2 separate regions of the Mus musculus genome follow, and region 1 is linked to region 2. The links are chromatin contacts, found by Hi-C or POLR2A ChIA-PET in ENCODE. All regions are on one chromosome and are shown on one strand. The core of a region is the stretch at or near the end of the contact, and the rest is flanking DNA. Distances in the headings are between cores, read along the strand shown. Region 1 has its middle 57 kb from the start of Gm23040. Region 2 has its middle 16 kb from the start of Gm23040.

What was found. A loop is a pair of places that touch in the nucleus more often than their neighbours do. ChIA-PET counts read pairs that join two places held with the same protein, here RNA polymerase II (POLR2A).
Region 1: a map of heart shows a loop between it and region 2 (2.8-fold over the local background). The contact joins two enhancer-like sites. A Hi-C loop is called at or near these places in 3 of 37 maps with a recorded cell type or tissue (CH12.LX, heart and v-Abl transformed pro-B cells). POLR2A ChIA-PET finds 5 or more read pairs at or near these places in 1 of 5 experiments (Patski).

What each region holds. Positions count from the first base shown.
Region 1 is chr7:98,562,440-98,566,398 of GRCm38, forward strand. No RefSeq gene overlaps it. Among named protein-coding and RNA genes, the nearest start is that of Gm23040, 57 kb to the left of the region's middle. Within about 2 kb of position 2,297, at least 1 of the 3 ENCODE cell types and tissues checked has a DNase peak (open chromatin) inside an H3K27ac peak, as active enhancers do; it is heart, where a contact is called at or near this core.
Region 2 is chr7:98,520,954-98,524,990 of GRCm38, forward strand. No RefSeq gene overlaps it. Among named protein-coding and RNA genes, the nearest start is that of Gm23040, 16 kb to the left of the region's middle. Within about 2 kb of position 2,243, at least 1 of the 3 ENCODE cell types and tissues checked has a DNase peak (open chromatin) inside an H3K27ac peak, as active enhancers do; it is heart, where a contact is called at or near this core.

The DNA.
Region 1 (3,959 bases), core at 1,047-3,546, 42 kb after region 2:
AGGTGGGACGTCTGATAGGCAGAGAGAGTTCTGGGATAGAGTGGTGTGCAGGAAGATTGGGCTCACGGGAACAGGAAGGAGGACTCGTGTGGAACCTGCCACGTGGTAGAACTTAGATTAGAATTAGTGGGATATTTAGTTATGATCTTATTGGGGGGATCAGACAAAGCAATGGCCTAGGTATTTGTAAATAAATTTGAGTCTCAGAGTCATTATTTCTGGGAACAGGGGCATGGGAAGAAAATTACTTCCCAATCTGTCACCTATCAGCAACGTGTTCTTAGGCAAGGGACGGAACTTCTCTATCTCCACATCTGGGAAATGGGAATTGTAGGCCCAACTCCAGGGGTCATCCGTGTGCCTGTGCATCTTTATGTATATGGTGGTGTGGTGAGTGACTGACCTGTAAGACGCAACATCAGAGCTGGCCAGCGTGGCGCCATCCTTCATTTTCCTTCATTTTCCATCCATCCATCATGAGGTGAGGTCAGTGTTCCATGTCTCCTTCATCCCTACTAGGGCTGCATACAACACACTCTGCCCTAGACTAGACCACCTATAGCTTTGCCTTCTGTCTTCTAGACAGAGGAGCTGGAGGGAGGGGCCTGGGGCCCAGACGCCAGGGTTTGTACAGTCTACAGCTGTAGGCCCCTTCTGAGAAGCACTGTGGGGCAAAGATAAGCATCTCAGGGGTTCTCAAGAAGTCCCTCGCACAGCCGAGCAGCTAAAGCATGCTTTGTTCCAACAGGTGCTAGGAAGTGCTCACATCTGTGTCCGGTTCTGATCTCCCACAGACAGAGCAACCCTGGCAGGGAGGCACCAAGTCCCGTGCACAGCTCTCACTCACTGTGAGATGGCTGTGATCCCCACCACCATACCCAGCCCCATACAAAGCCTGGCACAGACAATGCTTTGATGAGTGTGTGAAGGCAAGTCAGAACCCCAGCCCTCAAGACAGAGAAGCTGGTAGGTAAGTCCACAATAGCGTCCATGAGGCAGTAGTCCCAGAAGCATCAGGATCCCGTATCCATACCCAGTCTTTCTGCCTGGGTGAGTTCGGGAGGCCAGTCGATGATAGGGACCGCCAGGAGACACTGGAAGGAAGTCTCCTTCAATACTTTCTATACACCAGAAAGAAGAGGGGCAGGAGTGGTCAGGAAGGGACTAGCCAAGGCCACACAGCCACTTAGTAGCATAGCAGCATAGTGCTCAAGTCTTTTGCTTTCTGATCACCAGGGTCCTGTCCTCAAGGCCAGCTTATTCTGGCTATTGGGGGAAGAAAAGTGTTCTGAAAACCATAACCAGGGAAAGTGGTTGGGAAGCTGGGATGCAGATCAACATCTGGAGAAAACACAGAGGCTCTATGTATGTCTTTCTTCTTTTACTCATTCATTCATTTATTCATTCACAATTCATTTATTCCTTCCATTCATTCATTCATTCATTCATTCATTTACAATTTCATTCATTCATTCACAATTCATTTATTCCTTCCCTCCCTCCACCCACCTATCCATTCATTCATTCACAATTCATTTATTCCTTCCTCTCATTCATTCAAAATTCACTTATTTGACAGACAAACTCTCTGCAGTCTTCCCAGGTCGCAGCTGGGGCAGGGCTCCAGGAGCGCAGTGCTGAATCTGACCTGCCTGCACCTGCCTCAGAGAAGCTCCCAGAACTAGAGGGCAGGAGTGCTGCCAGGCCATACTACTGTCTGTGAGTGGAACCCGAGGTGGGGCTGGGTGGGCAGAGCAGAGTCTGGAAACAGTTGCACAGACATGTCTTCCTTGGTTATGGCAGAGCTGCTGGGCGCCTCGAGCCAACACGGAGGACTGTGGTCTCCAGGAGTACAGTGAGGAACACAGGCAAGGAGACACTAGGATTCATCTGCAGGCCTGAGAGTATAGCTCAGTTGTAGAATGCCTGCTTGGCATGAATGAAGCTTGGGTTCCATCCTCAGCACCCCTTAAACTGGGCACAGCACCACACAGCTGTGGTTCTGACCCTCAGGAGGCAGGGGCTGTTCAAAGTCATCTTTGGTTACATAGCTAGTTTGAGGTGGGCCTAAGCTTCTTAAGACCCTCCTTAAGCCAATCAATCCATATGATATTTAAGGAAAAGAAAGTCCATCTAGGACCTGCGGGGCCTGAAGTGCTGGTCAGACATCCAGGAGACTCCAGGCCAGGGACAGAGCCTGAGAGGTGTCAGAGTGGACTGTGGTGATGTCCCAGGGTCACTGTGACTGCTGGGCCGTGGAGGGCACAACAGATAGGATAGTACAGCCTGACTCTCTTGATGGAGAGGAAGTTCCTCCCCAGGGGAGCCCAGGCCACTTCCGCCCTCCACTTGGAGCTGGGTGGTGGATAACAGCTGGCCTCAGGCCTTGAAGCCATGGGGCCTTCCTGCTCAGTCACACAGCACACGAAGGAAATAACTTTATTAGTTAGTGGGTGAAAAACAGGAAATGTACGCTGTGACTCGGGCACCGGCCTGGCCTCACTCACATCTAGTTTCTAGGAAACAGATATGTGACCTCAGAGAAGGTTGGTTTTTCTCAGCCATATCTTTCTGGAAACACCGGCCTTTTCTTGGGAAAAAAAAAAAAAAAAGTCCTGTTGGTCCTCCAGACAGTGGGGTAACAGTGACACAGGTCCCCACCCCAACAGAGAACTTACTCTCCATCACAGCACACCCAGACAGGCTTCTATAAGGCACAGGGTCACAATGGCTCATCGCCTGAGCCCCTACTGTGTGCTGTGTGGCAGAAACAAATTGGGTCCATTACTCACCACCACCACAAGAGGAAGACTGTCAAAGTAGGCAAAAAAAAAAAAAAAAAAAAAAAAATCAACTTTAAGAACTTAGGACAGCAAAGCTCTCCTGATAGAGACTAATTGGAGGGCTGTTATTAGGTAGACCCGGTGGGACCATTGCTAGAATGTTACAGAAAGTGGCCCCATTAACGATTCAGCCACTCATGACGAAACAGTCAGAGAGTAGTAACAAGGCTTGAGGGACCAAGTAAACAAAGTAGCCTCTGTAAGATGTTAGCGACTGTGGGAAGAGCAAGCCAAATGCATGGATACAGAAACAGCTGTAATGCTTGGGAAATGGAACCACTTTTAAGGATTTTAAAATTAGTATTAAGTGTGTGTGTGTGTGTGTGTGTGTGTGTGTGCTTATGTGCTCAAGAATGCTGGTGCCCACGGAATCCAGAAGAGGATGTCAGACCTCCTGGAAGGCTCCTGATCCTAACTCGAGTGGAAGCTTGAACAGTTCCTGCTTTTAAAACCTGAGCAGCGGCTCCAGCCCACGGAGCCAAACTTAAGTAAAATACACAGAGATCTCCTCCGCACACTGATAAGAAACTGAGCTGCACTGCAAATCTAAGAAACTCCAAAGACCCCCAGGGTCACGTGAATCATGCTCACTGATAGAATCCAAGGGAAAATCTGAAAGATGAATTTTTTTTTTTAAAAATTAGGAATGGGAAAAAACATGACTTATGTCAAACATATATCTTGAAACTTGATTAAAAATTAATATATGTCCATGAGGAGTTATAAAGTTGCAAGTAAGCAAGTTTAGAAACTTAAAATTTGATATCCTCATACACATCCCAGAACCTGTAACAAACGTTTTACTCAATTTTGAGCGTTGTTTGTATTTGTTTATTTGAGTCAGGCTCTCTCCCAATGTAGCCCAGGCAGGCCTTCAACAAGGGAGCCTCCTGTTTTGGCCTGCTATGTAATAAGGTTACAGGTGTGAATCACAATGCCTGGTTAATAGTATTGTTTTTCTAAAACACAAATAAGAGCTGGCAAAATATATGTGGGGCTGGAGGTGCTTGCTCCCCAGGACTCGGGTGGAGGAGAGAGCCATTGTCTGCTGTCTTCCGGCTTCCCCGTGGATGGTGACAGGCACACCCACGTATATACAATTACACACAGATAGAT
Region 2 (4,037 bases), core at 993-3,492:
GATGCTCCTGTCTCCACCTTCTCAATACTGGGATGACAGGCATGAGCCACCACATCCAGTTTATGAGGTGCTGGAGAGAGAACCCAGGGCTTCCTGCATTTAGGTGAGCAGATTCACACTGAGCCACACCAGACTCACATTCTGCTTTTGTGGGAAGGCAAACAATAACAATATTGGATGAGGGTCCTTCCTCCTAGCCTGCTCTTGCTGCTGAATCAAGAGGGATTCCCCAGGGGACTGCCAGAAGCCCTAACACCCAACAGGACAGCCTCTGCCTCTTAAGCATCTTCTACTCCAGTCTACGTCACACTTCTAGGCCCAGCTGAGGGTAGGTAACAAACCTGAGGCCAGGTCACAGCTCCTCAAGACCCTTAGCAGGAAGGCTGTGATTCTCTTAGACCCCCAGAGGCCCAGAGGAACAGCCTGCCCTAGGAGAAGAGGTTTTGAGGGGACCTGAGGACAGCCTCCTTATTATCTCTACAGCAGTAAAGACCCCAAAACAATCCTAAAGGTTCTGGGGAACCAGGTCTTGCCAAGCCGCTCCCCTGCCTCAGACATGTGGCCAGGCGATGCTGGCAAACCAGGCAGGGAGAATGACAGTTCTGACTCTGAGCACAAATTCTGCCTGTAGTTCATAGGCAGGCACAGCAGGCACAGCAGGCACAGCAGGCACAGCAGGCACAGCAGGCACAGCAGGCACAGCAGGCACAGCCCCTCTGGAGGGGAGACCTGGAGTGAAAGAAGTCCTACAGAGCATCCACAATGCAGAGCCCAGTTGAGAGTCCCGTTGGCTCTGCCCTCTCAGGCCGAGCTCTTCTGTGGATCAGCACTTGCTCACCTGTGGAGTGGGGATGAGGATGTCTGTGTGCCTAACACACAGTGGACCTCATTACTTCCCTCCCATCATCCCCTTCTTCCATTCTCCCATGTATTTTATTCACATCAGAGCCCCCACCCCACAGACTCATAGACACCCCTCCTGGCAGCTCCAGTCTTAGGAGGTTTGCAGTTAGACTGGCTGCTTTTTAAAGCCTTCTGAGGATGGCAGGGCCGTCTAAGAAGGTAAAGGTCAAGGGTCTGCTCCCCAGAACCCACCTAGTGGAAGGAAGGGGTCTTCTGAACTCAAGACCCTGAGGTCCATCCCATAAAATAAGTGAATAAACATGTTTGAAATGGTTTTCATTTGTTTGCCTGAGACAGGCTCTTACTATGTAGCCTTGGCATCCTGGAACTCACTGTGTAGACCAGGTTACCCTCTAACTCAGAGCTTCACTTGCCTCTGCCCCTCAAGTGCTGGGATGAAAGACATCCCATAGCAGGCCTTGTTTATGATTTTTAAAAAAGCATTGAGGAGGAAGCAGGAGGTGCGGAGTCAGGTCCCAGCTCCAGGCTTTTCATATCTAAACCTTGGTCCCCTCTCACCTACCAGGAAGCCATCTCTACTGTTCTCCACACATTAGGGTTGCCTCCCTGTGTATCCTGAGACTGACATAGCTGCCTGCACTAACAGATGGGGAGACAAGCTCTGCGCTCTTAAGGCAATGAGAGGTGGATAGCCAGAGGACTTAGCCAGTCACTCCAGGGGGAGGCTGCCCTTCGTGTCTCTGTCCCCATAGACACATCACACCCTGCCCTCATGGATTCAGAGTAAATGTTGGTAGAGAGCTGCTGAACCTTATCTAGCTGGGCTTTCTGGATGCTCACGTGTGTGACCAGAACAGAAGGGAGGGCTGAATTCAAAGCCATGTCGGAGTATGGGGCCAACCACATCCCTGGAAACCAGGACCTTTCTTCCTCTTATGCAAGAAGTCAAGGCCTTTGGCAGCAGCCAAGGCCTGCTGGCACCAGGTCCCAAAAGGGTCATTGTTTGGCAAAAACAGGAAGCCACCAGAGAGGAAGTATGACCTCACCTTAGTGAACCCCTGAAGAATGGCCCCCGAAAAACTGGAGGACGTGCAAGCAGGCACTGCCAAGTGGCAGCTGTGCCCCCCCCCAACGCCAGCACCCCAGTTTAGGACTGGACCCATCTCAACCCTGGGGGCCTAGGACAAGAGACAGGACTGGAACCCTAGGGCTACATTCTAGTCCTGTATGACCTTGAGCAGGTCACCAACGCTCTTGGGACACATCTCTTCCATTGCCAAGTAGATTCAAAGCCTGTCTGCTCCTTCCACAGCTTTCCAGGGCTTAATGTATTCAGCAGAAGGGAAGCCCAGTGGTAACACAGCACTTCACAGTTAGCAGAGCTCTATTTCACTTCGCCCAGCCCTCCAGGAATGAAGCCAAGCGGCACTGAAAGGTGGGGCCCCTAACCCCATCTGCCAGAGAACACAGAAGCTCAGAGCCAGAGTTCAAACCCACATCCCCAGCTGTGGATCTAGTCCAAAGTCAGCTCTGAGGCAGCTTTAGTGATGGGTGTGCACCCTCAGGCTGGAGCAGAGCCAGCCCTAGGGGACAGACTGGCTGAGCCCGGAGGAATCACTCTCGGGCTTTAGGTGCAGCTTGAAGCCCTTTGGATTTCTGTGTCTTCTCAGGTCAGTCCCTGCCACCTACCCTTTGGGTGGCCCTAGTTCCTCACACTCCTTCCCTCAGTGCCCTGGTGGCCTGGTGCCTGCCCTATCTAGTTTGGTCAGTGCTGAGACTGAGGGGCCCATAAGCACACTGTCACCACCTCGGAGAACCCCAATTCTGTTTGGCCGTACTCCCCACTCCCAGCGTTCACTCTAGATCCCAACTGCTCCAAGCCAGTCAGTATAGGGCATTCCCAGAGATGCTGTAATGAGATGGAAACCGAACCCAATTTGTCCCATTCAGAGTAAAGAAAAGGAATTCCAACCCCAGCCAGGAGAACCATCTCCACTGCCTCTCTTTAGCCAGATAGCTACAGGCAAGCATGGGGCCTCCACTGCCAGTGGCAGCCATCTTGCATTAAGGCCAAGGGAGCAACAACCATCCTGGAAACTAGCTAAGGCCAGGAGAGACAGAGCAGCCTGCTGACTGCAGCTGTGCATTTTGGGGTGGGGTGGGAGGATGCAGCCTTAGACTGCAGCCAGGTGACACGTGACATCTATTTAGCTCCGGAGGGCAGGGGGGGGGAGTGGGGGGCAAGGTTTGCTTTCAAATGTTGTCAGCTCCCCAGGGCTCTTCATCACCTTGCTGGTGTGATGCAGGAGGGGAAATGGGCCTGCCTCCCCGAATCTGGCTCACTAAAGACTGATGGCACCCAGCCAGAGCCCACAACTCGTTCACAGCATTTTGGAAGCTCTCCATACTTCCTCTCTGATCTACCGGCTGAAACAGTTCCTCTCTTCTGCATCTGGTCTCTGGCCTCAGCCGGGCCACCCTGCTGTGATTAACAAGATGGATGAGGTGGAGAGACCGAGCTGGAACCCTGACCCATCCTGCTCCCTGCTCCCTGCTCCCTGCTCCCTGCTCCCTGCTCCCTGCTCCCTGCTCCCTGCTCCCTGCTCCCTGCTCCCTGCTCCCTGCTCCCTGCTCCCTGCTCCCTGCTCCCTGCTCCCTGCTCCCTGCTCCCTGTTTCCTGAGCGTTTCTTTGCTCAGAATCAGGCTCCGCTTTTCTCTTCCCTGCAGGAACCCTGGCTGCCTGGCTGCCTGCGGAGCACAGAATTTCAAAGGCATAAAGGTCTTCAGAGATGAGCCGGTGCGACCTTCTAGAGGTAGAATAGTGGGAACAGAGGCCTGGATGTAAGCCAGAGATCTGTTCCAGGTCATACTTAGGCAATACTGGAATCCAGATGCCCTGGTTCTGTTGTCTGTAAACTGTTGTCCCTAACAGTCATTGTAACTTTTTCCATCTTGTGTCCCCAGTGTCGCTCATCTCCTTGATCAGGTTCTTTTGCCACAGTGTTGACACCGTCTTCAAGCTGGGTGGTGTCTCCCTACATTCACTCAGTTTCCACTCTCTATCTTGCCCCCCATCCCCAACAGCCTAAAGATTATTCTCAGTTTAGACATTACTGCCAATTTCTGCCTGTGGGATAAGATTCAGTGTCTCTGGACTTGGTTTGGAGAGGCCC